Regions from separate parts of the Homo sapiens genome. Here region 2 is linked to region 1. The links are chromatin contacts, found by Hi-C in ENCODE. All regions are on one chromosome and are shown on one strand. The core of a region is the stretch at or near the end of the contact, and the rest is flanking DNA. Distances in the headings are between cores, read along the strand shown.

Evidence for each region. A loop is a pair of places that touch in the nucleus more often than their neighbours do. Pooled maps may share reads with other maps.
Region 2: a loop to region 1 is called in a map of CD8-positive, alpha-beta T cell, with 17 times the contacts of the local background. The contact joins the promoter of GADD45A here to the promoter of EFCAB7 in region 1. A Hi-C loop is called at or near these places in 2 of 168 maps with a recorded cell type or tissue (both CD8-positive, alpha-beta T cell), 1 of 37 single-sample maps with no recorded cell type and 9 of 50 pooled maps.

What each region holds. Positions count from the first base shown.
Region 1 is chr1:63,520,836-63,524,868 of GRCh38, forward strand. It overlaps EFCAB7 (EF-hand calcium binding domain 7), which reads left to right and starts at 2,690. Exons shown (of 14, transcript NM_032437.4): 1 at 2,690-2,799. ITGB3BP (integrin subunit beta 3 binding protein) reads right to left here and starts at 2,390. Exons shown (of 9, transcript NM_014288.5): 1 at 2,294-2,390. The coding sequence starts at 2,298. RefSeq lists enhancers at 1,789-2,412, 2,574-2,653.
Region 2 is chr1:67,683,031-67,687,146 of GRCh38, forward strand. It overlaps GADD45A (growth arrest and DNA damage inducible alpha), which reads left to right and starts at 2,171. Exons shown (of 4, transcript NM_001924.4): 1 at 2,171-2,508; 2 at 2,995-3,096; 3 at 3,320-3,557. The coding sequence starts at 2,465. RefSeq lists a cis regulatory region at 1-72, silencers at 1,835-2,014, 2,025-2,084, 2,275-2,434, 2,905-3,034, 3,105-3,244 and enhancers at 3,142-4,116, 3,345-3,394, 3,425-3,864, 3,600-4,101.

The DNA.
Region 1 (4,033 bases), core at 1,440-3,939:
CAATAATCTTATCATATACATATATAACCATAAGTAGCTTATTTTTGCGTGTTCTTAAGTTTTATAAGGATAACAAATGTAGTCTCATACAAATTGGTTATTTCACTCATTATGTTAAGATTCATCCATCCGCTCTATTGTCACTGAACATTTGCTGTTTCTTATTTATTTTAGATTCATTTGGACCATATATATTTTCACAACTACTCATTGTTGTATTGAAGTTTTTTCTGCTCAAGGTTCTAAGAAATTAGAAAAAAGATAGATCACACCCTCCCGTAAGTTATATTACACATTTAGTCTTCCAAATACATACCAAATAGTCACCATTTCAACATCACTTAAAAATGAATCCACCTGCATATGTAACTTGCCAAGATAACTATTTGCACCACTCATTTATGACCTCACCAGTAACCACATTAAAAAAAAAAAAAACACTTAATTTACTAACAATGATGGAGATTCTCTACTAACATGCCATTACGTTTTATGCATTACTTAACTGTTGATTTAGTCTTAAATCACTTTGCTAAAACTTAGAAAATTAGCAAAGTAATTGCTAGTTTCACATATATATTAGCTATATATGTGAGATGTTAACCTCAACTTTAAGGTTGTGTATTTATTACCAGAATATACTTATCTAAAAGCCTAATATAACATCTTGTGTGCATATGTTAGGAAGACAGTTGTCAAAAAGGTCCACTTTTAGGCCTGACACAGTGGCTAACTCCTATAGTCCCAGCACATTGGGAGGCTGAGGTGGAAGGATCACTTAAGCCCAGGACTTCAAGACCAGGCTGGGCAACACAGGGAGACACTGTCTTTACAAAATAAAAAAATTAGGCATGGTGGCATGTGGGAGCCCAGGAGGTAGAGGCTGCAGTGAGCTGTGATCACAGCACTGCACTCCAGCCTGGGCAACAGAGCCAGACTCTGCCTCAAAAAAAGAAAAAAAAAGTTCCACTTTTCATAGTTTTTTGGTTCCCCACTCCTATACACAGATACACACAGTTCAGGAGGTATTACCACTTGTTTGGCAAATACACCTCTGTTTTCACTGTATTCTTAGGGATTTTGTGTGTGTGATTGTGTGACATTATCTTTGCAGCTTTGTTTATTTGAGAACTGGATGATTTTTCTAATGCAAGAGTAGGGAAACAAGTCTCTTTGCTTAATTCTGGGGAAAGGAAAACCTCCTCAATAATCCATAACTTTTAAGGGCATCAGTAAAACATGCATTTATTGGCAGCTGTGTTGAACACCCTATTAGGTGATGGGTTTCTTTATCTGTAAAGATAATAGCAGCCCCCATCCCCTAAAGTATTTTAGGATTCAATGAAAAAACGTAGATAAATTGATTAATACAGCACCCACATTGTAATTCAAGATTCAATAAATATAGGTTATCATTTCTGTACAGCTTTCCCCTTTCATGTCAATTCCTATTTGATACAAAAATTTCCCCAGCTGTGTTACTTTGCATTTTACTTAATCCTGAAATAAACTAAGGAACAGGTTACACTAGAGGGGGTACCTAAATCAACCTGAGGACAAGGACGGCCAAGGAGAAATTACAGGTGTTTGATATCCACCCCACTCCCCCAACCTTTAATGGCTTTTTTAAGTTTCTATAGGGTAGCAACTATTTTATGCATCTCAATATAGGATGGATGAAGGATATGAAAAACAGATGAATCTTATCTAGCACAATGCCTATTCCCACTATGGTCATTCTCAATAATCAGATTATTGGTCATAGATGGGAATTTAGAGATCATGCAGTACAAACTTATTTGTGTAAGTAAAAAAAAACGAAGCTCAGGGTCGATAAGTGACTTGCCCAACAGTGAAAGAGTCTTATCTGGAATCCAGGTATCTAGACCCACTCAGTCCATGAGTTCTCCCACGGGTTTACACGAACGCGCCACATTAATGAAGGCAAGGGACTGACAAACTACGAAGGCGTGTTTTCATCTACTCTGTCCCATCCTGTGTGTCAACCTTATTTATGTTATTTCAAGTTAGACATCACCTAAATACAGCCCACAGTTTACGAAATCTGTCAAAAGCATCGTAGAAACAGAAAGCGAAGGAGGACTATCGTATGAGTACCGCTGGAGGAGACGTAGAGTTGAGGGTACCAAGCGAAGGGAATTGCCTGTGGACAGAGGAGACAAGTTCATACTCCGAAAAAATAGGAAAACGAGAAAGGCTACTGGGCCACATAATATCTTCTCTTCTTGCAGAGGGCCCCCAAAACAGCAATACCTGGGGAGGAGATACCTACGGCATTCTGAGATTCGGGAAAGCACCACTGCCGCTGAATAAAACGAACCCAGCAACTTCCGAAAACAGAAAATCCGCCAAAGGAAACGCCAAGGCATGAAAAGCGCGCGCTGGACGTTGCGTCAAGCCCACCGCGGCCGGGCGGAAACATCCTCCCCGCGACGAAGGATCCGGGTGTGCGCGAGCAAAGGAGCGAGCGGGGAGTTCTAGGCCCAGGACAGCACCTATTTCCTGCTGGTGTAACAGAGCACCTTCTCTCACTACTCTGGCCATACCACCCCCGCGATAGAGGAGCAACACAGCTGTCTCTGTGCGCTCCGGATCAGCGCTTCCTAGATTTCTAGCCGGATCGTTTGGAGAAGGGCTCTGCATCTTATTTCCGGTGGCGGTGAGGTGCAGTTGCCATGGTGATTAGAGAAAGGCCGAGATCTGTCCAGCTGCGGTGAGAGGAACGCTGAATCGCCGAAGAGAATTGGCTGCGCTTCCTTGTTTGTGAGCTAGAATTAGGTAGCAAACAGCTCGCTGTCTCTGTCTCTTCGCTCCCTCTGTCCCTCTCTGTGCAGCTGCTTCTCCTTCCTCTGCTTTGTCTACTTCTCTGTCATAAACATTTGGTCCATGTATGTACCTAAAATGTACATGTAAATGCGGTTTTATTTCCAGAGGAATACAAAAATAGAGAGATGGTGCCCGAGATTACCTGTGACGGTATTTCACTGTGTAGGGACGGTGACTGGACGGCTTTCTGTTTTCACTTGGCCCTGTAGAAGCCTTAGGCGCTTGTTAACAGTTTATTTTTCTTGCTATTGTGTGGCTGGTTATTTATGGAGCCGTTTGCTGCAATGTACTCTCTAGGCCCCTGTCTCAGTCTCGGGCCGGAGTTTTAAGTAAGGGAGGTTTCCAAGCCTGCGGGGGGTGCAATTATATGTTTATTTAAGCTTTAGTTTGGTTTCTCGTCACAGAAAGGAAAAGAATAAAATTCTGGCACATTTCTGCCTTGGGATTTCCATGTGAGGGAGTTGCCTTGTTTGGAAAGAATATTTGAGGACGATCCTAAAATATACTTATATTTTAAAATTGCTTATTGCAAAGTGAAATTCATTCTCCCTTACTTCTTGAAACAGTTTTCTTTCACATTTGTGAGGAGATGCATGCACACATATGTGTTTAGAACTCTGATGCTTAATTATAGTATTACCAATTTGCAGTAACCAGACTGTGACACCACATCCCTGTGGGGTCCTTCTAAATCTGGTGTAATATGAAAGTGTCAGGCAGGCGGCCTGCGTATTATAAATAGGGTACTTCATCCATGATAAGCAATTATTATCTTTCTTTCCCAAGTGTAAATGATCTATATAATTCGAAAAGGTGCAAGTGATTTAGGCCTCCTGAGTAGGAATGCAATGAGTCCTGAAGGGGACCCTACCTGTGTTATCTTATTATTGAACTTGAAATATTCAATTTATTAGGTTGGAGATCTATTTTTAGAAGTCAAAGCTGGGTAGAGTAATATTGGAAGCTGTTAGACCACCAGTAGAATCTAATACCCCATAGTAACCATTGTTCAGTACTATATCCACATTAACAAAGAAGAAACTGTTCGTGAAATTTACGGCTTTTTGCCACTTACTGCTAGCTGGGTGACATTGCTACCCCTCAATTTCCTCATCTGTAAAACGGACAAAAAAATACCTGACCGCTGTAATAGGGATAAGACAAGATGTATGACAGTTCTTTAAGC
Region 2 (4,116 bases), core at 921-3,420, 4.2 Mb after region 1:
CAGATGACTGAAGTCATGGGACTTTCAGCATAGCTAGCTGATGACAGTGCATACTATTTTGTCCCAAAATCCAGTTCAAGCATGGACATACCAATAAGAGCCTAAGCTCTTTAAAGGCAAAGGACCAGGAATTGTACAGTTCTTGGTATAGAAGAAGACAGGCAAAAGTGTTTTTGAACTAACGTTAAATGTGCAATATGTTAGAATTCATGCAATGCACAGGACTGCAGGATTCTGATATCTTATTTAACTCTCAAATTCTATTCAACTCAATAAACCTTGACTGTGCTTCTACTAAATGCAGGTATTGTACTAGGAGCTGAGGACACCAAACTGATGAAGTCCTTGCTGTCAAGAAACTCACATGATTCCCTAATTCTTTGTCAGCTTGCTGTGATCACATTTTCTTCCCAAGAACCTCTAAGAAATGCCTAGTGGATAGAACCTTGGAGTTCCACGGAACATATTAACAATCGCCAAATGATGACTCAGGCTAGATTGTGTAATTCAGGTTTTGTCTGCAAAACTGAAAATGCTTCGGTAACCTACCTAAATTTCAATGTTGAGGAATTCTTTAAGAAAGACATCAAATGTTAAGATTTAAGGCATAGATATGAGATACATAGTCATGCTTAGGTGAATTATGCACTGACCATGACCATTTCTTTACTCAAATGTTGTCCATGGCTGACAACACAGTGAAAAAATGAGTGCAAAATGACAACTCAAATAAATGAACCAGAAAACCTATCACTTTTCTTTTCCACCAAATTAAGATCAAGAGAGCTGGAGAATATTTTGTCTAGAGTGATAAAAACATAAGGGTGCAAAACTTCCAGGTACCTTTGCAGAAATTACTTCTGTGACCTTTGGCTGTACAGCAACCTTAATAATGCAAGCACTGTTTTGAATGCAAGCATGTGGGAGCCATTTTCACCACTTTTGATGACTTCAGTAGGTTTAAGAAATGTTTTTGCTTTTATTGCATAAACCATAAAACAAAGGAAGGGACTTTTGAACTACTCAGTGAGAGTCTATATATTAAAGTTTGTTTTTCAAAAATGTGTAACTACCATTTGCAGTTTTAAAGGTCTGCTTTCCACCTACAAGTTGCCATTATCTCAAAGGTGAAATTTTAGCATATGACTAAAAACTTCCTATAGTTACAGCTTCATGATTCAGCATCTAACATCAATAATTCACAGTGAGATCATAGGAGGCTCTCTGTGGAAGGTAACGACATACATACGTTAGGAAAGGAAGCTTAGGGCATATCGAGAGCATTTTGAATTTAGACTTGTGGGCTGTGTGGGTGTCAGATGGTTGTCTCTCAGCTGGTGGGCGTCCAGAAGGATCCTTGTTTGGGCAAGGCTCTTTGAGAAAGGAGAATCTGGGTTGCCAGGGATTCCCACATGTGGTCACCAGCTCCCCACGCAGACCAGCTCACGATTTCCCAGTTACACCGGGCAGGTGGGAAACCGTTCTGCTTTCTGTGGAAAAGATTCTAACTTGGTTCCCTGCCATCCCTGAATACAAACGGGTTGGTTTTTCTTTTTTCAGCTTCCAACCCTTGCAGCTTTCCAAAAATAAATCAAACCAGCCATCAGGGCACCGAAATAATACTACTGCTAATAAGCAGCTTCGCCTAGACTTAGATAAACAACACTTCTGAGGTAAACTTTGCCCCGGAGGTCTGGAGACACTTTTTTAATGTAACCTGCTTACTAATAATTACTAGACTTCAGTGCATTAACCCTGGAAATAGATTTTAATAGCCACCCCTTAAAACAAAAGACATGAAAAGATAATAAGAAAAAAGTGCCGCAACTATTATAGAAAAACACTTGGCAGCCTGCTTCAGCCCAAGCTGAGGCCACCTCTAGCCTCTGCTAAAGCCCCCCACTCCCAATGGTCCCCGCCAACCGGATAAGAGTGCGCGCGGGACCCGCCTTCCCCTCTCGGCACCGCCCCCGCCCCCGCCCCCTCGGCTCGCCTCCCGCGTGGCTCCTCCCTTTTCCGCTCCTCTCAACCTGACTCCAGGAGCTGGGGTCAAATTGCTGGAGCAGGCTGATTTGCATAGCCCAATGGCCAAGCTGCATGCAAATGAGGCGGAAGGTGGTTGGCTGAGGGTTGGCAGGATAACCCCGGAGAGCGGGGCCCTTTGTCCTCCAGTGGCTGGTAGGCAGTGGCTGGGAGGCAGCGGCCCAATTAGTGTCGTGCGGCCCGTGGCGAGGCGAGGTCCGGGGAGCGAGCGAGCAAGCAAGGCGGGAGGGGTGGCCGGAGCTGCGGCGGCTGGCACAGGAGGAGGAGCCCGGGCGGGCGAGGGGCGGCCGGAGAGCGCCAGGGCCTGAGCTGCCGGAGCGGCGCCTGTGAGTGAGTGCAGAAAGCAGGCGCCCGCGCGCTAGCCGTGGCAGGAGCAGCCCGCACGCCGCGCTCTCTCCCTGGGCGACCTGCAGTTTGCAATATGACTTTGGAGGAATTCTCGGCTGGAGAGCAGAAGACCGAAAGGTGAGTCGGCCTGCGGACTCTTCCGGCCCGAACTTCTCTTACCTACCCCGCGCTCCCCGGTGCAGCCGGGCTGTGGAAGGCTTGCAGGGGAGGAAGCTAAAAAGTTTGCACAGGGCAACTCCCGCCCTTGCTCCCTCGGGACTCTCCGTGGAGCTCCCACGGACTGAAAGAGCGTGCCCCCCAACCCGAACGAGCCCCGCCGGGGCCTTTGCAAAGGGCAGCAGTGGCCGTCGCTGCCCGTGCGGCTCCCGTGGCTGGCAGCCTGTGGCAGGGGCACTCTCGGGACTTCTCACGGGACGCCCGGTCCTTGGGCGTGCAGGGGTCATGGGGGGTGACGGGGCCGCGGGAGCGCCGGGTTTTCGTAGAGCCCAGGTGCGCGGTGGTGCTTGCATTCGAGAGGGAGGGGCGTGGTACCGGACGAGGGGGGCGGCGATGGCCCCGAGGGCACCGGGGCTGACGGGACCCCTCGCCCTTGCCCGCGTGTAGGATGGATAAGGTGGGGGATGCCCTGGAGGAAGTGCTCAGCAAAGCCCTGAGTCAGCGCACGATCACTGTCGGGGTGTACGAAGCGGCCAAGCTGCTCAACGTGTAAGTGGGGCCCTTGCGCGTCCCCCATGGCACCCCTTCCCGCCCCAGCCCGGGAGGTCGCCTTGGCTGGGCGCCCCTCGCCCGGCCGCGCCACTTCCTGTCGCTTTTCTGCCTGTCTCGGAAGGGAGGGGGCGAGCGGGCCGGGCGGCGACCCCCAGGGACCCGGGCAGTGGTTGAGGGCGCCCGCGCTTCTGCGCTCACTGGCCCCGCCCGCTGCCCCCAGCGACCCCGATAACGTGGTGTTGTGCCTGCTGGCGGCGGACGAGGACGACGACAGAGATGTGGCTCTGCAGATCCACTTCACCCTGATCCAGGCGTTTTGCTGCGAGAACGACATCAACATCCTGCGCGTCAGCAACCCGGGCCGGCTGGCGGAGCTCCTGCTCTTGGAGACCGACGCTGGCCCCGCGGCGAGCGAGGGCGCCGAGCAGCCCCCGGACCTGCACTGCGTGCTGGTGACGGTAAGGGACTGGGGGACTGCAGCCTGCAGGGTAGAGCCCCGGAAGGACGGGAGTCAGGGCTGGGTTGCCTGATTGTGGATCTGTGGTAGGTGGGGGTCAGGAGGGTGGCTGCCTTTGTCCGACTAGAGTGTGGCTGGACTTTCAGCCGAGATGTGCTAGTTTCATCACCAGGATTTTCTGTGGTACAGAACATGTCTAAGCATGCTGGGGACTGCCAGCAGCGGAAGAGATCCCTGTGAGTCAGCAGTCAGCCCAGCTACTCCCTACCTACATCTGCACTGCCTCCCGTGACTAATTCCTTTAGCAGGGCAGATTAGATAAAGCCAAATGAATTCCTGGCTCACCCCTCATTAAGGAGTCAGCTTCATTCTCTGCCAGTCAGAGCTAAAAATAGAAATTGTGTAGGAGACAAACCTTGTTAATTCCCTAGAAATACATTAAGAGGATAGAGTGGAATTTTTTTTCTCTGCAATCTTGCATTTTTTTAATGGCTCTTTTTTTTTTTCCTGATAAAAACCTTTGGTAGGTAGGGAAGTTATGTTTTCAGGGGTAAATGTGC